3 separate regions of the Homo sapiens genome follow, and all the other regions are linked to region 3. The links are chromatin loops, found by intact Hi-C in ENCODE. Cell type or tissue: endothelial cell of umbilical vein. All regions are shown on one strand. Region 1 holds the start of MIR4694 (microRNA 4694). Region 2 overlaps NAV2 (neuron navigator 2). Region 3 overlaps NAV2 (neuron navigator 2).

The links. Peaks named below come from ENCODE experiments on the same cell type or tissue, not always from the same donor. Only the 100,000 strongest peaks of a DNase experiment are listed, where the experiment ranks them.
Region 1: it touches region 3 in a loop (3-fold over the local background); 10 of 110 quality-filtered maps call a loop at or near these places.
Region 2: a loop joins it to region 3, with 7 times the contacts of the local background. A loop is called at or near these places in 3 of 110 quality-filtered maps.

The regions. Positions count from the first base shown.
Region 1 is chr11:19,759,227-19,767,226 of GRCh38, forward strand. The region is part of intron 1 of NAV2 (neuron navigator 2); the gene reads left to right. It overlaps MIR4694 (microRNA 4694), which reads right to left and starts at 857; the gene lies at 778-857. In endothelial cell of umbilical vein, no CTCF peak of the experiment used is centred here; a DNase peak (open chromatin) is centred at 4,325.
Region 2 is chr11:19,774,614-19,782,613 of GRCh38, forward strand. The region is part of intron 1 of NAV2 (neuron navigator 2); the gene reads left to right. Among named protein-coding and RNA genes, the nearest start is that of MIR4694, 19 kb to the left of the region's middle. RefSeq lists a silencer at 2,620-2,769. In endothelial cell of umbilical vein, no CTCF peak of the experiment used is centred here; a DNase peak (open chromatin) is centred at 3,118; H3K4me3 peaks cover 1,735 bases; H3K27ac peaks cover 351 bases.
Region 3 is chr11:19,899,493-19,907,492 of GRCh38, forward strand. All of the region lies in intron 6 of NAV2 (neuron navigator 2), which reads left to right. Among named protein-coding and RNA genes, the nearest start is that of NAV2-AS3, 78 kb to the right of the region's middle. In endothelial cell of umbilical vein, CTCF peaks have their summits at 4,227 (motif pointing left) and 5,969 (motif pointing right); DNase peaks (open chromatin) are centred at 4,229 and 5,969.

The DNA.
Region 1 (8,000 bases), 140 kb before region 3:
GGCACGCCGCCATGCCCGGCTAATTTTTTTGTATTTTTAGTAGAGACGGGGTTTCACCGTGTTAGCCAGGATGGTCTCGATCTGCTGACCTCGTGATCCGCCTGCCTCTGCCTCCCAAAGTGCTGGGATTACAGGCGTGAGCCACCGTGCCTGGCAAGGATCTGAAAGACACTTTAATGATAATCTTGTCTAACACACCCTAACTTTTAAGAAGAAACTATGGCTCAGGTATTGTTTGAATTTAGTGTTAGGAAAAATAGTCGGTGAAAGTCTTTCTGGGAAAAAAACAAAAACCAAACAAATGCACTTTTCCTGTCTTAGTAAACAGAATAAATCGATTGCTTGGTCAAAGAGAGGCCAGGAACAACATGGAGCGGGGCCTCTGGTGCTGGGTACTCCTGGGGTTGGCTCCCACATCAGGTACTACTTACTAGCTATGTTTTCTTGGGCAAATTGCTTTAAGTCTCTAATTTCTCAGTTTCCTGTTTGTAAAATATAAATAATAATGATATCCACCTCATGGGGTTTTTTAATGTGAACTGAAAAAATAATATATACAAAGTGCTCATCACATCCTGAAGGATCATTATTCAATGAATGATTGCTGCTGTTGCCGTTTGAGGCGCAGGTGCAGAAGACACAGATGAGTGGTGTTGTGGAGCATGTGGAAATGCTGGGGGTGGGGGGTAAGGTGGTCTACAAATGGCACTGCCGTTATCTTGAGCTCAGCCCTCCATAGCATCCTTCAAAGCTGATTTTTTTCTTTTTGTAAATTTCCAAATACATAGGTGTTATCCTGTCCATTTGACTCTATTTTCTGAGAGAGGCAAATGGATAGGATAACACCTATGTATTTGAAAAAGAAAAATACTCCCAGTTAAGTGAGAGTTCCAGCAGATGAATTAGGGTTTAAAACAGAACTGTATCCTCATTTCATTTCAAGGGTGGCCCAGCATATCTGCTAGTGTGAGCTTTGGCATTGCTCCTCTGAGAGGCAGGCTGGAGAATGAGACCCTCTGTCTAACCCAGCCATTCTAGGACCCTGTCCTTTACCCCATTCTCAGGCCCACTCCCAACCCAACTCCAGGGCAATCCAGTAGGTTTATAAGATGACAATTGATCTTATCATCCTACCAGCATCATATTATGGTTTAGCTGAAATAATACTGGACAGTGATTCTGTTATTAGTTATTTCCCTCCTGGCTTCAGGGGAGAATGCAGGCATGTTGCAGGAAAACAGAAGAACCATGCACACCAACCATCGACTCACAAGCTCTGAGAAGAGACCATTTGCTGGTGACGAAGCACTGACTTGCCCCTTTGCTGGGCTTTTCAGGGGCTTGGCTGGGTCTTACTATGCCAGGCTTCTTTCCCCTCTGTAGAATGGAGTCCCTATCTTCATGTTATGCAAACGGCACCTTTTCAAAATAAACTTTAGAGGAGTAAGAGAGAAGAATCTAGTGCCCTTTCTGAGAAGGAATTTAGCTAGGAGAACCAAATGTTGTCCCATACACTGGGTTAAAAAGAACCAGTTATGAACTACAAATGCAGTTGACTTTGGCCCTGAGCTCTATAGGGAAAAGTAGGGAGAAAAAATAGTAACGAATCAGCAGCACAAGCAATATTTGCTTGTGAGTTCTTCCAGTCATGGGCGTGAATGAGTAATTCTGTCCTGGGATCCTATTGCCTTTGCTTTGTGCCCCAAGGTATAGAGTTTGGAAAAATACCAGTGCTGGTGGTTCTTCTGTTTCGGGGAATAAAGAAAAGGAATACCCCATTGGGAGTGCTGTTCTTTGAAAACTGCAGCTTACCTGAGCCCTTTGTTGAGATGGAGGCCAGAATGAGTCTGAAACAGCTGGTGGGGAATCCAACCACAGGGATCACTCAGACCAGGACAACACTGAAGTCAAGTTTGCTATGGATGTCCAGAATGCCAAAAGAGAGGGCAGTCTGGAGGCCTTTTTTCTTGGGGGAGTTATTCACTCATTTATCTTCTTTTTATTAAGTACCTACCATGTACCAGGCACTGTTCTAAGCAGTGTGGTGCAAGAATGGCAAAATTTCTATTCTATGGAATTTACATTCTTATGGAGAGATGTAGACAAAACACGAGTAAACAAATACAAAAATAAGTTTATTTCAGTGAGCGACAAGTACTATGAAGAAAGTAAAGTTGAATGATATGCTCAGGAGTGACAGGGGCAACTTTGGATGAGGGGCTCAAGGAAGACCACTCTGAGGCAGCAGCATGAAAACTGAACAATCCACCAGGTAAAGACCAGAGAGCATGATCCAGGCAGCACAATAGCCAACACAAAGGCTCCAGGTGAGGACATCTGTGGCTTTTCAATCAACACAACAATGGCCAGTGTCACTGCAGCCTCATGAGTTCGTGGCTGTTTCAGCTTTACACCCAGCTACTGTAACCCCAACTGCGATGTCCACTGACGTAGCCATTTCCTAGGGGAGAGGGAGGAAGGGATGTCTAGAACTGCTCTAAGGACTACCAGAAATTACTGATTAGAGGACTAATCCTACCCTCATCCTCATCTCCACATTTAACCTACCATTGAGTTCTGTTGGTTCATGCTCCCGGTTTTCTCCTAGGTAAGTCCATTTCTTTTCATGTTCATTACCTTCACCCTGGTCCAAACCATCTGCATCCTTCCCCTGGTCTACTGAACCTTGCCCATTCTTCACACTGTAGTCAGAATCTTGTAAAACCTCAAATCTGGCTGGGTGCAGTGGCTCACGCCTGTAATCCCAACACTTTGGGAGGCCAAGGGGGGCGGATCACCTGAGGTCAGGAGTTCAAGACTAGCCTGGCTAACATGGTGAAACCTCGTCTCTACTAAAAATACAAAAATTAGCCAGGCATGGTGGCACGTCCCTGTAATCCCAGCTACCCAGGAGGCTGAGGCAGGAGAATCACTGGAACCCGGAAGGTGGAGGCTGCAGTGAGCTGAGATTGCACCACTGCACTCCAGCCTGGGCAACAGAGTGAGATTCCATCTCAAAACAAACAAACAAAACAAACCCTCAAATCTGATCATGTCAGACAAACCCACACACACATGCCGAATACTTCTTCATGACTCCCCATTGCTGTCAGCATAAAGATCCAAATCCCTACAATGATATGCAAAGCCCACTCTGTGCAAATCCCCAAGTTCTTCTCCAGCATGTTTCTAGACATTTGTGGCTTCATTTTCCATGCTCTGGCCACACAGGCTTTCTTCCAGTTGTTGCAATATGCTGTATTAGTTCTGGCCTCAGGGCCTTTGCAGAAGCCTTGGCTCCTAATCTTCTGTTCTCCTCCATGAGCCTTGGCCTCAGCAACTACTTGGGTATCAGCATAGCTGTTACTTCAGCAGAGAAGTCTTCTTTTTTTTTTTTTTTTTTTTTGAGATGACATCTCACTCTGTTACCAGGCTGGAGGACAGTGGCATGATCTTGGCTCACTGCAGCCTCCACCTCCTGGGTTCAAGCAATTCTCCTGCCTCAGCCTCCTGAGTAGCTGGGATTACAGGCGCACACCAACACACCCAGCTAATTTTTGTATTTTTAGTAGAGACGGGGTTTCACCATGTTAGCCAGGATGGTCTCAATTTCTTGACCTTGTGATCCGCCCGCCTCAGCCTCCCAAAGTACTAGGATTACAGGCATGAGCCACTACGCCCAGCCAGGGAAGTCTTTTTTATTCCTTAACATCAATCTACTCCATAGGGTCTTTTGGTTACCTGTCCTCAATAGCACTTCATATTTTCCTTCATACTTCTTAGCACACTTGTATTTACCTGCAATCTTCCTGCACTTGTCCATAAGCTCCAGGAGGGCAGGAACCTTGTCTGTCTGGTTCACTACTTTGTCCTCAGCACTTAAAAAGTATCTGGACCGCAGTAGATATGTGATATGTATTTGTTGGAGAAATGAAGGAATGAATGCTCACAAAGATCTTGGATCTTAAATGTTCCACTTGAATATGCTACTTGCTTTTGACAAAATGAAATAACAGGAGACTGTCTGTATTTTCTGTTCCATTTCTCTACCCTATAGAGATGGTGATTGATATCTGGAGTTTAAGAATAAGGCATAGCATGCAAGAATTCTGGCAGATGAACAACCTGCTTAGAAAGTCTGTTCTTGCCTTCGACTATCAGAACAGCATTATTTTCTTTGGCTCAAAGGAATCTAAGACTGTGTGTACTCAGGGAAATGGTGTAGACCCACGGTGTGGAGTCAGGGCCAAGGGTGAGACTTAAATAATAATTAAGTGAAAGAGGGTTGTGTGAAGCCTGGGGGCGACACTGCCTTTCTCAGTGGCTGCGGAATTAGAACATTCTCCCTTGTGTCAATGTGGAAGTGAATGAATTAGGCTCCGTTTTATGCTGTGCCTGGAAAAATACCAATCCGTACTCGCATAGTTTCTGAAAGCAAACCCCAAATGCCACTGTCTCAGCTCCATGGGAGACTGTTAAGGAAAAAAAAGAGGTAACATTCACAGACTATGGGAAATATCACTGAAGTGGAAAAAGATTAGCGTTGTTGTTTTTTTGTTTTTTTGTTTTTTTTGTTTTTTTTTTACCTTTTTTGAAGTTACATACCCCTTTGGTAATGTAACAAAACCTATGGACCCTCCTTCCCCTTCACTGCCCTGCCCACTGCAAAACGTATGGCCGTATAACATCTCTCTATCCATGGAGACCCCTCGGGTTAAAAATCCCAGTTAGTGGGTCTGACTGGAAATTGAGCAGAAATAAGCTAATAAGAGATGGCCAGGAATCTGAAGTCTAAAAAACAAAATAGAAGTAGTGCTCTGTAATTACATTTTTTCCATTCCTGAAGTTCTTCGTTTTTTAGAACAAGTGGATTGGCACAGGACGAACACGTGCCTTAGTGAAATCATGAATGATGAGACCTCTAGGTCTTAGAGGAAGCATTCCTGGAGGGAATCAAAGTGGCCAGCCACTCTCAGCCACTCTCAGCACCTTCCTGGATTTTAACTGATATTTTAACTGATAAGCATGCATTTTATAATTAAGTACTGCATAAGAAAAAGTATTGTAATGAAAACATGTGTTTATTTAATTGTACTAAATTTAGAGGTAAGAAACAAGAAAATTTTATTGTCCCTGGTCTGTAGAAAACAATTCCAGACAACTGGGAGAACTCAATTTGTCCACTGTGTCCCCAAATAAAAATGCTTCAACACAAGCACCAAAAAAGGAAGGGCATATTCCCAAGTAGACACAGATGTATTGTTCATGCTAACAGATGTGGTGTTAAGAAACTTGAACCCCTGGTTTGTTTTCTTATCAGTAAAATAGGAGAGACAAATGGAGAATTTTTTCCTTATAGGTTGTTGTGAGAATGAATATGAAATACTTCACATGTAAGAGTAAGCCTTCAGTACATTCTTTTTTCTTTTCTTTTCTCCAATAGCATCAGTGACATCATCATTCTTTATGTTATATGTGCGTGCATCTTGCATGAATGTATATATAAATGTCTCCATTTGATGTCTAATCATCTCAAACTGGTCATGCCCAAACTGGAACTCTTGGTTTCTCAAGTTCATCTCACAGACTGTTTCTCCCTTAGTCTTCTGCATCTTTGTCAGTGGCAGCAACACCTGCCCAGTTGTTCAAACTAAAAACCTAAGAGTCATCCTTCACTCCTTTCTTTCCCTCACACTCATATTCAGTTGCACATCTTTGCCAATATGTTGCAAAATTGATCCCTCTTCACCACACTCACTGCTACCCTCCCAGACACTACCCTCCTGTCATTCCTGTGCAAGTGTCCTGGATCTGACCCTCCTGCCACCACCCTGGACCCTGCAGTCATCTCTCCATGGTGTAGCCAGTGTATAGGCATTAACAGATTTACATCAGGTTGTTCCACTTGTTTGCTTAGGACCCTCCAGTGACTTTTATTTCCAGTGACTTCTGATAACACCGGAAATAAAATTTAAATGGCTTACAATTCTGTAGGTCTCTATATGAGAGATAAGCAAACTTTTTCTGTAAAAAGCCAGATAGTAAATATTTTAGGCCAAATGGGAGTCTATCACATCATCATCTTCTTCTCCTCCTCCTTCCTCATCCTTCCTCCTCTTCCTCCTCATCCTGTCCTCCTCATCTTCCCTTCTTTCCTTCCTTCCTTCCCTCCCTCCCTCTCTCCCTCTCTCCCTCTCTCCTCCTCCTCCTTCTTCTTCCCCTTCCCCTTCCCCTTCCCCTCCCTCTGTCTCCTTCTCCTTCTCCTTCCAACCCTTTAAAACTGGAGAAGCTGAAAGCTGTCCTTAACTGACGGGCTTACAAAAACAGGTTGAGGACTGGATCTGGCCCCTGGGTGGCAGTTTGCTGACTCTTGCTCTATACAAGCTGGCCTGACCCTTCTCTCCTGCTCACATCTTCTTGCCCACTGCCTTGCTCACTGTGCTCTAGCCTCAGTAGCTTGCTGGCTGTTTGGGGGCACACTGGTCACATTCTGCTCAGGGCTTGCACACTCCTGTTCCCTCTCCCCGCAACATTGCCCCTTCAGGTCTTCCATGTGGCTTGCTTCCTGCCTTTGTTTAAGCCTCTGCTTGCAGAAGCTCTCCTTGGAGAAGCCTCTCTGAGCAGCCCCTCCAAAATGCTCTCCCCACTCCACCCCAAGGACATGCTATCCCTCAGTGGCTTCTCTCTCTAGGACTTACTATATCTTCACTTGCTTGTTTGTCACTAATGCCAGCCTAGCATCAGCTCTTCCAGGGCAGGTGCCAGCTTTGTCTGTCTCATTCCTCACTCTCCCTCCCTATCACCCAGAATAGAACCTGGCACTTAGTGGTCAATCAGAAAAAATATTTGCTGGATACATTAATAAATATATCCATATAAGGACAATTTTTTAATTATATAATATATAATTAATACATATAAGGACAATTCTGCCATGTGGCCAGCTGGTTTTCAACCCCTGTAGTACTACTCATTTGCAACAAGGCCCTCTTTTTAAATCCTCAGCCCGGTTGGCTCTGTGTAATGCAAAGAGGAATCGGATGAAGGTGCCAAGCAGTGCTTGGGGTGGCTGTGGACTGTGAGAGGCCAGTTCCATGTGCTGTCATGGTCTGAAGGGTGAATCCAAGTGTGAACATGGTGATGGGGGTAGAGGAGAGCTTAGCCAGGCTTTGATGTGAGGGGAACTGTCCAGCTCTCAGGAAGCTGATGTCATTAGAGCATCCCTGGACAATAAGTGCTGAGTGGAGCCAGTGCTGATGTCTCTTAAGGAGGGAGTGAAGTAGCTCTCAGAGCCAGAAGAGTGCCGAGATAAACTGTCCTTCCCAGAAACACACAGCTGAGCCAACCTGCAAACCAAGTTGGTGTGGATGGGGGCTGGATGGTGCTTATCAGTCCTGGATGGATCATGGTGTGAAAAGCTGGTAGTTCTGGAGCCACTTTATGGAGCATGGTGCCTCTCAGCTCCAGATGTGAAGCCTCCTACTCCTGGGATCTCCTTCTATAGGCCACTTGGGAATGGCAACTAGAGGGAAGCATCTGGAGCAGCCAGCTATACCCTCCTTCCACCTCCTTCTCCCACCCTGATTTGCTATAGTCCAGAGGCCTCAGGAGAAATGAGCTTGGATTTGGGTCATTGAAAAAGAGAGCCTAGGCCCCTTCCTAGGGCAATCATAAAAGGCCCCTTGGGGGGTGGACTGCAGGGGATGATCCTGTGGAAGGCTCCAGGAGGACTTGGTACCCTACACCCTTGAGTTTTGGCTCATAGTCAGACGATGAGTCTTGGCTGAACCTGATGCCCCAGGATGGGATGGACTGGGTAGTGAGCCAGGCTATAAACTGACTCATGCACCAGGCAGGGACTGGACCATCCTTGGCCCAGGAACCAGGTCAGGGAATGAAAAGATACAAGAATCTCTTCTTTGGACTTCCCCTAGGATAGAAACTGGGGTGTATAGATCAGGGTAGCCTGTACATATCCACATTTGGGAATTTTATGTCCT
Region 2 (8,000 bases), 120 kb before region 3:
ACACAGAGAGAGACACATACCCCAGACAAGGAATCCTCCCTGATTCTCAACACCCTCGGCAAAGCTGGGTAAGTGCATCATGGTAGATGCTCAAGGAGTGTTTGCTAAATGAGCTAGAATACCTATGACCTAAGGTGTGTGAGATCTGAAGGGAAAGGTCACAGGCTTTATTCTCTTTAATTAAAGCTGAGGCAGGTACCTTCTGTATCTCCCTCCACACCTTCCCATCTCTCCTTGTACCATGAGTGGTATTTTTTCACCTTTTTCCAGCAAAGATTGGAAACTAGTTGCTCATTCAATGACTTTCTGCAGATGTATAGATCGTAAATGTTGTGGCTATCCTAGAAAGTATAATGAACCTAATGATGTTTTCCCAGAAAATGTATAAATCCCTGATCTTGCAGTATTTTCACACAATCAGGATTTTGGATTCTTTATCCAGCCACTCAACTCCAAGGAACTTTAGGCTTTAAAAAGCTGTGATAGAGATATCTTGTGTTTTGCTCTCTTAGCCAATAAGATTTGTCAAGCTTTATTTTTGGAAAAATTATTTTAGGATTTGTTTTCCAAATATATAAATATATTTTAATACAGAATATGCTTTTTCAAATGACACATGCTCTCTCATTTCTGATATGTTGTCCTAGCCTGTGCCCCTTCCCTTGAGACAGCAAATATTGCTGCCTCTGTTTCATTCTTCAGAAATGTGTGTAGAGATGTACATAGAAGGGCCTCTTGTAGTCATTCAGTCTAAGTTAGGGCCCGAGGCAGGATGTGGGATCTGCTGCCTGGGTCTGGCTCAGTCCTAGCTGTAGAGGAAGCTGCATGGACGGACACTAGGACAATCATCAACAGCCTTTCATTTGGGAAACATTTACTGAGCTCCCACTATGGGCCACACATTGTTCTGGGTACTGGGGAACAGTAGGGAAACAAAACAGACAAGGTTGTTGGAATTTGTAGTCTAGTGGGACAAGGCAGAAAAGAAACAAGAATACAGGTTAGCTAAGTTAACTCAGTAGGCAAAACAATGACGATGAGACAACAGTAATGGAGTGGAAGAGAGTGTGGGAACGAGAAGTTTCAACATTAGGAGTCAGAAGTCTCCCTGAAGAGGTGCCATTAGACATGAGACCATGGGCAAGTCTAGGGGGAAACAGTGCTCCGGGGAGTGGGACTATCACGTGCAAAGGTCCTGAGGTAGGAATGATTTGGATGTGTTTGAGAAAAAGAAAGCAGACCACTGTTGCTGCAACACAGCTGGCCAGAGGGTGGGAGACCAGGTTGCAGGTCATAGAAGAGAGCTGGGATTTTTAAACTCTGAAAGGAAATCAAGTCCTGAAAGGTTTAGGTAGGGTGACAAGTTGATCTAATTGCCATGTTTTAAAGATTAGAATGAAAAAGATTAGGACCAATTTTATCACCTTTCCTCATTATGAACAGTTTTGACTACGGAAATGAATATATAATAAAGCAATCCATGATTTCTCATTATAACTCTCTGCCAGTGGGGGAGAGCCAGGATTTCCATCCTAGGATGTCATGGCTGCCCAAATCAGAAACAAGTTCCGAGGTCTGGGTGGCTAGTGCCATCTTTCCTTGGGGAGCTGAAGGATTCTTGAGCCTTTTCAGGATACCGAAAGTTGCTGGGGACCCCTGGAGGGTCACTGCCAGATGAGAGGATGCTGGACCTAGGACAAGGGTTGGGCAGGAAGGTGGGGAGGTCCCCAGTCCTCAAAGGAAGGCACCCGGGGCCTGTGGCAGGTGGAGCAGGCAGACGAGGAAATAAAGGCCACAGGCTGCCTCCTCTGTCGCTGCCTGACCTCTCCTCCTCTCCAGAGGGCCTTGAATGGCCTTTCTCCAGCAGCGGCCAGGCAAGGTGTGTTTGGAAATACCCAAACTCTGTCCTTCACGTGGCAGGAAATAAATATTGCTGGGAACGCAGCGTGTGGGCTGGGGCAGGGGTGTGTGTGTGTGTGTGTGTGTGTGTGTGTGGTTAGAGTTGTGGGGGTCAGAAAATGTGTGTGTGTGTGTGTGTGTGTGTGTGTGTGTGTGTGTGTGTGGTTAGAGTTGTGGGGGTCAGAAATGCATCCATCCTGCAGCCATAGTTCCAACTGCTCCAGGGGGAGGCGGCTCTGTCAACTTGCGTGAGTTCTGTGCAGAAAGAAAATGCGGATGGAGATGAGTGCGCATAGTGAGGCGCCGGCTGGTGTCTGAGCTAAGAACCCATGGGGACCCGGGAGCCATGAACTGCGCTCCACAGCCCCTTCCCCCGGCCTCACCCCTACCCATCTTCTGCCCAAGGCTCTCCCTACTACCCACGCCCTCCCCGAAATAGTTAAGTATCCTCCCACCAACTCCGACCATCTTTCCCCCTTCGCGCCCACCGGCGGCAGTGGCGAAGGGCCCACTGAAGCGCCGGGTGCCACGCGGGGCGGCCCGCGGGCCAGCTAGGGGGCGGGGAACTCACCAGCCGCCGACCCCCCCCCCCACCCCGCCCTCGGCCGCCGCGGCCCCAGCGGCCTCCGCGCTGCGAGGAGCGGGCGCTTGGACACAGGGCGAGTTGTTTGATTTGGCGGAGGCGGGGAGGCCGGCGGGGAGCGAGCGAGGGAGGCACGAGAGCTGGGCAGCGCGGGCGCCGGTCTCCAGGGTAGGGTCCCCGCGCGCAGCAGCGGCCCCGGGGCGGGGGCGAGGCGACCGCGGGCGCCGGGGATGCCTGGAGGGGCCGCGGCCGAGAGGAGACCCGGGACTGGACGGCCAGACCTGCCGGGCGCGCGGGCAGGTGCTTCGGCTTTTTTTTTTTTTCCCCTCCTCCTTTTTCCTCTGCCCCTTCCTTCCTCGCCCTGAAGTAAGATGAGCGTGATGCTGTGGCGCTGGGAACAGAATAACACCACCATGAAGCTGGTAAGGGTGGATTGCAGACCGCACCCCCTGGGCGCTGCTCTACTTTTTAACCCCCCACCCCGCCCCCCATCCCCTTTAGGAACTGGCCCGGGTGGTGGAAAGCCCCTGAAATGCATTCCGCACTTGGTATTTCCCTTATTGTTTTGAAGCTAGATCTCAGGGGAGGTGTGTGTGTTTAAACCAGGAAAGTCGATGTGTGTATGTCTCTGGTTGTGAGTCATTGAAGGGGGGTGGGACTGGGCTGCATTATCTCTCCGTCCCTTCCACCTACGAATTCCTGGAGCTCTCTTGGATTGCACACGCTGGGATTGTCTCCTACGAGCATGTCTGCGCCCTCACAGCCTGTCCCGGGACAGCGTGGTCCGCGTCCCCCGAGCCCCCATTGTGTCTTGATACTTTGGGGTGCACATGGCTATTGATCTCTACTGCGGTTTGGCTTGTCTGTGGGGAATACATGAGCCCCGAGTGAGTGAGTATGCACCGGGTCCTCCTCCCGCCTCTCACAATGGCTTAGTTCTCTTTCAAGCTTGCAAAGAACCATCCAGGGTGCAGGTACTTTTTCCCTCCTCCGTTTTCAAAAATAACCGCCTATCAGTCCCGGGAGAGCTGAGGATAGCAGGATTTTCCTTGCTGCCCAAAGAAGCCTGAGTTGTTTCTCCATCCCAAAGAGGAAATGTGATCGGAAATCTCTGGGTTTTGCTTTTGTGAATTGTTTTTTTATCGGATAGTTTCAACTGGCGGGGACCATAATTCCCCCATTAAAGTCAGCCAGTGCTGTGGCCAAGTCGGTTAACCCCCTTGGATGTTAGTTTCCTTCTCGGTAAAATGGAGCAAGTTCCCACCTTGTAGAACTAGTGCCAGGATAAGAAATCATATTTGTGGATTGCCTGGCATATAAAAAGGATTCAGTAAGAAATAGGTATGATTAATAAACTGGAATGCATACTTACTGGTGTGAGGTCTTTAAAGATGCTACCAAAAACAAAAACAAAAACAAAAACAAAACACAAAAAAAACAAAAAGAAAGAAAGAAAAGAAAGTCACAGCAGCTGCATTGGATACCAAGATGCTAAATCAACCAAAGCTGGGTCTTCATATAATGAACTTATTTGTTGGAAAAATGGCACCTTGCTTTTCATACTTCTTGTGTTATGTTTGGCCTGCCTAACTTTAAGCTACTATTTTACAACTTCATTTAATGTGCTGTAACATTAGCAGACGTTATGCACCTTTGCTATACTATGTCATGATTCCAGCTCCCTAATCCTTTCCTGGAATCTTTCTCCAACCAGACTGGTGTGGAAGAGGCCAGAGTTTCACATAATTTCTCTCCAAGCTGTACCTGAGATGCCACTCTAACAGGCAGCATAGGAAAGCTGGGTCCCGATCTGAACTGCATAGGGTCAGGTTGCCAAACCTAAATGCTTTTTTAAAAAGAAGAAAAAGAATGATTTGCCAGGCAGGGAAAACGTGGAGCCTCCCAGGGGATGGCTTCTGGAGCTTGGTGGCAGGTGGCCATGGTAAGGGCTGGGATGTCTTCTCCACTCCGATATTGCTGCCCGTTTAGTCTATGGAGGGAGCTTTCCTCAACAAGGGTCAGGGGTCAGCCTTTATTGGGTCTGCCTGAATCTTTAGAGCTGTCTCACTTTTCAAATTAACTGTGAGGACCACCCAAGGTAGTTATGGTCCACCAAAATACCCTTTCCCCATGAGGTGGAGGAAGGGCTAGGGGAGCTCAAGCAACTGGGAAGCCCTGAGGGAGTAGCAGTTTCTGTCCCGTGTATCCCACTGCCCCAGAGCCCAGGCAGGAAGAGGCATGACTGGGTCTTGGCGTCCAGATAGCCTCAGATATCCTCAGTGATGAGCCTCAGCTTTTCTGTGAATGCTAGAAACCACTGATACATCATTAGCTGAAGTATCATTAGTTTGCATTTTGTTCATTCACTTATTGATTGATCAATTTACCCTTTATTTGTTGTGTGTTTTGTGCAGAGCACAGCCTTGGTGCCTGTGTTCGTTGTGAAAGATTTTGCTTGCAGATGATTCTTGGTTTGAATTCCAGCCTTGCCACTTACTAATCCCTGAATCAGTTTTCCTCTTTTGTAAAAGGCTGTTTTACAACTCTCTTTCCCCAGGTTGTGAAAAGATGAAATGGCATAATACAGGAACATGATCCAGCATAGAGTTGGAAGCATGTTTGTCTGTTAAATGGGAACTATCATTATTTTCTTCAGTGGTAAATGAGACATAATCTGTCCCCACTCTACGTTGTACTGTTGGGTGAATGGTTGGTTCTTCTAATGGGCCCTGGGAAAACAAACCTTTCTTACCTTTGAATCATTAGTAGCCCTCAGCAGGAAGGAGCTCCCTGGGAACATCTTGGAAGTCAATTGTGTGTGAATAACTGCTCCAGAATGAGGCCTGGGGCCAGAGGTGTGTGCCCGAACTTTTATCACTGATGCACTTCAATAAACATGAAATCAGTTAACCCACAGCTTGAAAATGCATTGTTTTGTTTGAATAGTAGAATTAAAGGTCTTGCTTCATGTTCTATTTTAAGGCTAATTGGATCAAAAATAAGGCCCAGAGTAATTAGAGGCAAAACTTGCATCTTTATATGTTATCTCTGCAGGGGAATGTCAGAAATGCACCTGCCCACCTAGGAGAGAAGGCAGTAGCTGGTAGATCCTACATCTGTCCAAATCCCATCTGACAGGGTCACAGGCCTTTGATGAAAGTGAGAGGAGGTGACTGCCCAGGTCCAAAGCACCCACTGGGAGGGGATAAGCTTGGGGCACAGCCACAGAGCATACTGTGGGTGGTTCTGACATTCTTACCACCTTCCCTCCACACCCTAGTTCCCTTCTTTTAAATTCTTTGGACTTAGGCAGAGCAAGGAGAAACAATGAGGCCACTTATGGAGCAGCTGGTATTATTTGAGGAGTGGTAGAGTCCAAGAATGGCAAAAGGAAAGGCACTGAGAGAGGCCCCCTGGCAGCCTGTGCTAATGCACGGAGTGCAGGTAGTCCAGTCAGAAAGACCTGTAGCCAGAGCTCTGCACAGGAGCCACTGCCTTGTGACATGGGCCAGTTGCTTTACCTCTTCGATCTTTGGTTTTCTCATTGTAAATTGAGACTACAGCACCTCACAGAATTACAGTAAAAATTAGGGAAAAAAATGTATCCGGATTTGAGCTCAGCGTTCTGCAATTAGTTGGTGGTCAGTGAATGGTTGCTCATATGATGACGGACGAGATGAACCAGTAGTGTGTGCATTTCTCCACACACAGAGAAAAGACTCAACAGAAACATTCCCAAAAGTCAATAGTGCCAAGTTCTTGGGGGGAAGTTACCAGGACTGTTTTTTGTTTGTTTGTTTGTTTGTTTGTTTTTGGTCTATACTTTTCCTTATATTCTAGTTTTGTACAAAGCTCATATGTTACATTTATCATCAAGAAAAGATTTTTTAAATTACTGCTAAAATCATATTAATAGCTAACATGTGTTGAACCTTTACTTTGAGCTTTATGTGTATGATTCTATTTCATCTTCTCTACAATCCTCTGAAATAAAAACTATTATTATCTCCATTATTCAGATAAAGAAATTAAGGCTCAGAGAGTTAAATGACTTGCCTAAGATTCCAGAGCTAGTAACTTTAGAAGTGCTGCTTTGTCTGATGGCAAAGGCTGTACCTTGAACTGCTGTATCAGACACCCTGGATGCCTCCTAGAGCGCTGCAGGGCCTGCTGCTGAGGTGGGTCTGCATGAGCGTGCAGTATAGATGCCTGTGCTCACTGCTGCAGTTCTCTCTGTGAGGGGCCTCTCTGTTCACTGCAATCCCCTCTTAGCCCCTTTGATCAGGGACATCCTGGGAGGGAGGTGGAGAGGAGAGTGGGGATGGGTTGGGTCATCACCCTTCAGCGTCTTGGAAAACACTTAAGGGGGCTCTTCCTCAAAATGAAGGAGAAAGTGGCTCTGCATGAAGAATAATTGAGAATAATGATGATGAGGGAAATGTGCCCCTGACCTTTGACCTTTCCCCAGAGAGGCATTGGTCAAAGACCCCCTGGGCCTGTCCACAGCCAGGCTAACAAGCAGATTAAAAGAGGTCAGTGGGTTAAAGGGCTCTGTCTGCTTCCCTGTAGTTATATTGCTCCCTCCCAAAGGCCAGGATGCTGTGGGCCCTGCAGAACTCCTGAGCTCCCAGGTGCTGTGTTTAAAAGACAAATGCTCCTTTAGCTTTTTTTTTTTTAATCCCTAACTTTATGGAGGCTTAATTGCCAAATAAAAATTGTATATATTTAAGGTGTACAGTGTGATGATTTGATCTATGCATACATTATGAAATGATTCCCACTATCAAACTAATTAACACATCCATCAGCTTGCTTCAGCTCTTTACACGTATAGACTGATTCCCATCTTAACAACTTCCGTTTTTTTTCCTGACTAAAGCTCATTAACACTCACATGAAAGTATTACCACCTTCAGCTAGAAAACAACGGTCATTTCCACTCTCAGGGACTTCTAGGACTTTCTCCTGCTTTCCACTAATTGTAACTGGCATAGATTTGACCATCTCCCAGGTACTGAAGTCATGTCCATTTTCTACTAATTCCCCAAAATCTCAAGGGCAAGAAGTTCCATTCTTTCCTTGAGAAAGCAGGTTGGAATATACAGGAATAGTTCCATATGCATTTCCGCTGTGGGTAATGAGCCCTCATAGCCTTGATGTACTTTCCTGAATTGAAACCAAAGCATGTGAGGAAGGTTTTGACTTTGGTTAATTACTAGGAAAATAAAGAAAGGAATATTGGGAGGGAAGGAGAGAAAGCCTCTGAAATTAGTAAGTGACTTCCTCTTAATGACATTTTGAGGTAACACATTTTCCTTCATTTTTGTGTTAATAGAGAAGTAGAGATTTATAATTGGTCCCTTTGGTGACCTGGCAGTGCTTACATTACTTATGCAATTGTTTTTGTTTTTGTGTGAAGCCAGGGAAAAAAATTGTTTTGTTTCTGGCTCCTGTAATGTAATGCCAGCCACCCAGAAGGCATGTGGCTAAGCTTTTCTTCAGGGTCTCTAAGACTCTC
Region 3 (8,000 bases):
CCTGTTTCAGGTTACTTTCTTCATTTGTTCATTTCATCATCATTTATAGAGCACTTACTATCTGTCCAGCACTGGACTGGTTGTCGTGACAGGCAGAATTGAGACACAGACTCTGCTTCCCAGGGACTCACAGTCTCAGAGAGGAATGATGCTCACGTGTTCTATAATAGAGAGAGGCTCAAAGTTGTGAGGAAAAAGATGAACATAGCTGGGAAGACTCAGGGAGGACTTCCGAGAAGTGATATCATTTGTATTGATTTCCATTTCAAAATTTTTGCTTAGAGAAAAGGAAGGCTGGGAAAGAATGACTTGTCCTGCCCTTCCTGATCTGGGTGTTAATCTGACAGCAAATCTGCTGGGTTCACTGTGTTATTCAACTCATATTCTATGGAGGGCTTGTAGAGTGTAAACTTCTGCAAGATCATTTCTGTGGTGGGGTAGGGCCTCCCTTGGTCATCAAGAGATCTTTGTCATTGCTGGAGCTATTATCCCAGGCCAGGGAGAGCTTAGGTGTCGGTTGGTTAGAGTGGGTGATAGCCATCTTTTTTTGGGAATCAGCTGTGATGTTATTATGACCTTCTAGCTAGTACCCATAGTTGTCAAAGGGCTTAGAAAGCCAACCTAGAGGTGTGAACCAAGGTGGCATCATTGAATTTAAAGAATTCTCTGGGATATTGCCTGGAATGGAACTCAGTGACCAGTTAGACCACCTGTTGAGGCTAAGTAGGCAGGATGGATTAGATGCTGCCAAATTTAGGGACTTCACAGATCACTGGAGGAATAAACAAGAAGTTGTATCAAAGTCTCGGGGCCAGTGTTCAGTTATCTCAGGAGAGGAGTTTTGGGGCCTTGCAATCAAAGAGAATGCAAGTACCGTGAAGGCAGACCACTGTGTTTGAGTATTGGCTCTGCCGCTTCCCAGAAGTATGGCTCTGGCCAAATGTCATGGTCACCAATGCATCTGCTCAGGATGACCCTCAAAAGACCATCACAGGCCATGCTTAGCACCATTCTAGTGCTGTACCCCTGCATTCCCAGGTAACAGCTCAGGTGTGAGGGAATAAGACTTGAATAGGGCAGGTGCACAAGTCCATCCAGCTTAAAAGTCACATACCCCAAGGGAGTATGTAACAGCCCCATAAGTATAAATTCTAGGGTTCCCACAAGGATTAGGCCCAATCAATTGTCATAGAACTCAGAGAAGCTCAAAATGATGGTGTCCTCAGGAAGTATTTATACCTCATTTATGGTTTTTCCCATCCAGATGTGTCATTTTTACCATAAGCAATGTGCTTAGTAATATAGTGGGCATTCTATCTTTATCACATTTCCAGGGGAACAGTTAGCAAGTTAACCCAAGGTCAAATTCTCGTCCAAAAGAGGAAAGGGTTTTGTTAATCCTTTTCCAACAGCAAGTTATCTTACCTCTCAGAGATTCAGTTGATTTATCTTTGAAGTGGCAACAGGCTTCTATAGCCCTAATGTTGGGAGAAAGTTAGATGTGAAGCATTCTTTCTCATTTTTTGCATAATCCAATTAAAACTCTAGACTGTTGTCTCTCAAGGTGTGATTCATGAGCCATCTCATCATCCCTTGAGGTAATTGCTAAAAAGACAAATCCCCAGGCATTACAAACTGAGTCCTTCTAATTCATATTTTTGAATAAAAGCCTAGAAGTTTACATTTCACACCCATGAGATCTTAAGGCACTGGAGCTTGAGAACCCTAGTTTTAGCAGGACTTCTTGGTTACCTTTAAAAGAGAACACTGCCTGCCGGGCATGATGACTCACGCCTGTAATCCCAGCACTTTGGGAGGCTGAGGCAGGAGGATTACTTGAGGTCTGGAGTTTGAGACCAGCCTGGTCAACAGAGCAAAACCCTGTCTCTAATAAAAATACAAAAATTAGCTGGGTGTGGTGGCGTACGCCTGTAGTCCCAGTTAAGTGGGAGGCTGAGGCAGGAGAATCGCTTGAACCTGGGAAGCAGAGGTTGCAGTGAGCCGAGATCACACCACTGCACTTCCTCCTAGGCAACAGAGCGAGAAAAGAGAACACTCCCTTTTAATTGCCCTTTAATTCTCAACAACTACTTTGTAGTACATTGTTATGGGGAATGGAGGTAATATAGTAAGACACCCAGACAAATGCCTAGCACATAGCAGGAGATTAATAAATGGGGAATCATTTAAATGTATGTATACATTTTGTCATATACATATTGAAATTTATTCTCAGAACCAGCAACTTACACTGGGTAGACTTAACTACTTGCATAGGTCTTATTTTCTTTTGGCTTTGTGCTATTGCCTCACTAACCTTTAGCAAAGTTCTTTCTTGCATTTTTCATTTTTACATTTTCATTGCTGTCTTGTTTCTGCTAAGCTAACAGATTCTTCCTTAGACTGGCAATATTAAAAAGAAAGTGTCCCTTTGAGGTCTAAATAGGGAAGCAGAGGGAATACAAGACAAAGAGGTGCTCTGAGGGAGAAGTTGGCTCACCTTGCCCTAGCTGGAGAATCATCTTTTAGCTCTTTGTCTCCTTGGCACTTGCAGAGCTTGGTGGTACTTTATGTGGAGGAGAGCACTGTCCTGTTCAGAGGAAGGGCGAGCACTATTAAAGCTGCCTAGAGAGGCACCTGAGTGACGTGCCCAACTGCCCTTACTCCACCCTAGCTTTTGTCCTTAACCTCAAGCATTACAGTCAAACATCAAGGTGAAAGAAATTGTATCCAGTGCAGTCTTTTGCCCCCTTTGGGAGTCATTTTCTTGATCTACTGTGTAATTTAAAAGAGCCTTCAGAAGAGGAGACACAAAAATCCCTCTAATGTGTGAAACTAATAACCTTTAATGCTGAAGCCATCCTTTTTTCACAGAGAAGAAGAATGCCACCATGTTTGTTTGTCTCTAAATATGGATACATTTCAAAACCAATGTGTGAACTTATGGTTCTGCTATATATCCTTTCTCTAAAATACAATAAACCTGGCTTTTTGTAACAAGGAGTAGAGAAAAAGAGAAAATATATCATTTGGAAAGATGAAAGATCTATTTGATTAGTCTTGTCTCAGGAATTGAAAATGACTAGTTGATGTTCATCCGATCTTCAGATGATAAATCTCAGCATTTCTCTTGCTTCCATCTGTTACGTGGAAACTATCACACATACATGAATTCAGTTTCATTTCAAGGATCATTGGGAGGGAGAAGTATTTACCTTTCTGGGTGCTCTCATAATAGTCATTTTTATCAAGCTCTCATCTGTAGTCAGGACTTAGTTCGGTCATCCCTTAGTTTAAGGTCCGCTTTAAAAGTTTATGTCCTCCAAGTTTAGGTATTTGACAGTGTTCAACAGCATGAGAAGATACATATATTTTGGGATAAATGAAACTAACATTTCTGTGAGCATATGTAGCCCATGTTCACAATGTGAAGTGCAAGCATGGAGTGCTGAGGAGAGAGACCCTGAACAGTAAAGCCTGGCAGCTCATGTAGCTGCAACTACTTACTGAGGAGTTTCTTGTGAATGTGCACTTGGCTGCCTCTCTGGGCCGAGGACATGACATCCTCAGGCTTCAGTGACTCTCGCAAATAAAGTGCTTGTTTCTTAGCTGCAGCTTGCCTTTGTGATTCCATCAACGTGTGCATTTCATTAGGGTACCAGTGTGTAGCCCACGTGCCAGGGAGCCGTCTTCTCCTGATGAAGGTGTCGGGGTTGCAATGAGAATATTTGAGACAATGGTCATGGTATATCTACTTGGTGGTGAGAGTGACACATGGGCCATTTGCAGGTGTCACACCCTGTGGACGAATGGTCATGCTACACGGTGGTTTGTGCCAAGGCCTCATGGACACAGTTCACATTCTTAGTGTCCTAGGAGCTCCTGCCATGATTCCTTAGCAGTGGTTATGCTTGTTTTTATGATGGCAAGGCTCCCCAAACTTTGTGGACAATGCACAGATAACAACTGCTGATGGAAATCAATGGCCTGGCCTGCTTCCTTCATAAGAGCAAAGGTAAAGGCAGCCTCTTAACATCTAATGCTCCCTTTGCCTTTTTCAGAGTTGGAGAATCACAGCATTTTTCTGAAATGTGGAGTGGGAAATCTAAATGTGGAGTGGGGAAGCTATAATTACATAGCTTGGAAAAAGAAAAGTTTAAGAAAAAAAAAAAAAAGTCCTTTGGCTCCAGGACAGCCTAGGACTGTAAGTCACTGCTGCCCCCTACTGCCCAAGTTTTGTGTGTGTTTCCTAGAGGATCCTTGGTTTCTAGCCTGGCATTCTCAGGCACTGTGCTTGGGAGGATAATAACTTGCAGACTGTCTAAATGCTTTCTTCCAGACAGGGCCTCCCCACATTTGTTTCCTCAATTTAGGAGAATGTATGTGAAATGGAGAAAACCCACAGTGTGGGTGTGATCAGGTTCATGTGGCCTAGTGGAAAGACTTTCTCTTGAGTGGTGAGGAACTGACAGCAGGCCTGAGCTAAAATTGGTCTTCACAAAGCCGTCCACCCACTCACTTGGGCAGGCAGCCAGCTGGTGGATTCAAGGATCAGGTTTAGCCCTAAGGAGAAGGATTTTTGAAGGCACTAGTTGATTTTTGCTGCAAAAAGGTTATGCTAGATTTGGTTCCATTTTTAAGAGGCAAATAATTCTAAACCAGACTGTATAGTGTGGAATAAATGATTCTCTCCCTTATTTATTATACATTCATGTACTTGGAATTCAGTCCTTCATATATTCATGTGTCTGAGGTTATTTATTGAATGTCTTCTATGTACCAAGCATTATGCCAGTCACTGAGTATTCAAAAGTGAAAAAGCAGATTATTTCTGCCTGCATGGAACTTAAAGTCTGATGGAAGAGACAGTAAACAAATGCAAACAGTATCATTACATTTTGTGGTAACTGGTCTTATAAAAAAAAAAGAGGGGTACTATGAATGAACTTAATTCTCTGGATTAGGTAGAAACTTAATTCTCTGGACTAGGTACAACCTCTTCAGGGTGAGACCCATAGCCAAAGTTTGCAGGGTCCATTGTGCCCATGATCCCCATTCTCCCACACAATGGTTGGAAATAAAGGATGTTTTTGAAAACAGTTTTATGGACAGAAACCAGTTCCCTTGCACAAATGAAGATCTATATCCTGAACTAGCTTTTTTCTTCTCTCTCTGGACATAGGGAGTAAAAGTAAAAAAAAAATACAGGGAGGCAAACTTTGGCTCCATATGTATATTGTGAAAAGAACTTTTCACATTTGTCTTCTCACAGTTGAATAGGCTCTCTTGAGAGTAGTGAGTTCCCTGACCCCAGAGGTATTCAAATAGAGGCTGGAATATCACTTGCTAGGGATGCTACAGGTGAGGTTTCTTACAATAGCCGGTAGGTTGGAATAGATTTTCTCTCAGATTGCTTGCAAATCTAGCATTTAATTACCCCAGGCAAGGGTAAAGTTGGTGTGATTTGTTCTGGAAGAGTCTCCTCCACCTCAGTAATTTCACACATATCCCCACAGTTTATTAGAGTTCCCAAAACCCCACCTTTGGATTGGTTCCCTTAAAAGTATTCATTCATTCCAAAAATGAGCTTTATTTTTGAGGGTGCTACTTGTACTCTAGGATTCATTTGTATGCTGGAAAAAGGCTGCATCTTACGTGGATATGCCTGTGTGCATTTGTGATGACCTCTTTTACTCCATTCACATTCTTGAGAAGATTTCTCCCTTAACTTCACTTAAATTGTCTTGAACTTGCCAAGTTCATGCTCAGAGGCCATCAGAGAGTTCACAGGCAAGGATGGGTGCCACACAGAAGAAATCATGGCTACTTCATGAGAAGTCACATGTGTGGTTTCCACCATTTAACACTTGGATAATTCCTTGCCCTCATCTAAGAGCCAGATAGGAATGTTCATGCAAATTATTTTTTAAAAAATCTATTTCACTGACATGCTGTAGGGGGCAGTATTCATTAAGGAAAACCAGGGACAGAGTCCAGGAAGAGCCAGTAATTTCGACCTTGTAGGGAAGAAACTGGGCCCTATTTTTAACTATTTCTGTATACTAGAGACTCATTCAGTCTGTCCTATTGTTCGTGCATGAATGAGGCTCTGACCTTCAGTAATGAACCTTCTTAGGGGGCCAGGATTAATTTGGCTTATGTTAAATTCATCTGGCTTGGAGTGAAAACCAGTGAATACCTGTGAGGGAGAGGGACTTTTCCATATAGGACATATGTGCTAGGGCAAGGATTCTTACCTAGGTCACCTGACTCCAAGCTTTTGCTCTTTTAGCCACAATTTGAACCATTTCAGGCTCATACCTTCCAACACAAGTAGTGTTTACCTCCCCCAGAACATCTTCAAACCTGTTACTGCCTAGGAAATAGATAATAATAAAACTTGTGGGAGCGAACCTTTTTTTGGACCCTCTCACCTTGATAAGTTTGGTGAAGCAGGTGCCTTACTCACCCCTATCTTCCCAGCCCCTCAAAATGAATGTTTTCAAATCATAGCCACGTATGATTTCTTACAAGCCCAAGGCTGATGGGACGGTCTTGCTAAGGTGCACCAGCTTCAGGGGGTCTCGGCTGGGCCTGCTCCTATGTCTGAGGGCATCTGGCACATTGACTGCATGCTGGCTGGTCTGTAATGGCCTCAGGTGAGACAACTCAGAATTCTCTACATGGTCTTTCATCTCCCAGCAGTCTGGTCTAAGCTATTCTTCTGGTGGTAGGTGAGTTCGAAGGCAGAGAGTTGAAATGTACAAGGCCCTTTGAGGCCTAAGCTCTGAAAGAGGACACCAGTTTTTGTCTTCATTCTGTTGGCCAAACCTAGTCACGTGACCTGCCCAAATTCTTGTGATTGGGAAACAGATTCCACCTACTGAAGGAGGAGCTGCAAAGTCACATTGCAAAGCGTACATGGCACAGAGAGGGGTGGACACTAGGGGCTGTTTTTGTAATCAATCTACCACAATAAACAGGTTGCACCCAGTGAATTTGTGTTGATGGATTGATTTCAGTTGTCAAGGTAATAGTCTCTTTCCACTGTAGTTGCATGAAAATGAGAATGCACTGAGCTCATTTAAGATGTACTAAGACATACTTGCAGTTTCCTATAAGTTATAGGGGCATGTAGTTCTAAGAACTCACGGGGGAGAGCAGCCAAAGCATCCTTGGTTACCCCAGTCCCATAGAAGGTGTCTCTAAGAAGCAGATGCTGGCAGGTCGGTGAAGGGGCACAAGCACCACTTGCTTTATGAGGCCCCTGTGGCCAAGGAAAGAAGGTAGGAACCAGCTGTTAAAGTAGAACTCCGCAAAACAGGTCTTACTCCACTTGAGTCTGTTCTCCAGCCTTTGGGATTCTTGGTATTCACAGGCCTACACTTCTCTGCTTTCTCTTTCCCACACCAACTGGCAAAAGTTGTTGTGTGATGAAGATGATCCAAATGTCAGACTTGGGCTCAGGACACCTGGGGTCTGGTCCCAGCAACTCTATTTGATGGCTGTGTGGCTTTGATGGGTCATTTAACACCTCTGAACTTCACATTCCTCAGCTCTAAAATGGAAATGAGGATAGCACCAACCACATAAAGTTATTGTACGGTTTCCGTGAGATGAAACCATACAGAAAAATACCCTAAATTGTGTATATAAGGTTTGTTGAATCAATGATTTCATAAGTGTCCAAAAGTCAGAAATGACTACAAAGGGGAAAGTAACCACAGCAGCTGAACTGAGAACCTCAGAGAGCCAGTTCTCCACTCCTGGTCTGTTGCTTCAGATCAAAAGTCTGAAGCACCCCTGTAGCCGCCTCTTCTTGCTCATCCTCCTCTCTCTCTGATAAACCGTGATGAAAAGTGTTTTTGAAAACCAAGGGACCAAGAAACACTGAATGACCTTCACTGAAAGGACGACTTTTAGCAAATGCACACTTGACATAGTTTGGTAAATATCCACCCTGTTATCTTTTGCTCCTGGTGTCTTAGAAATGTCACTTA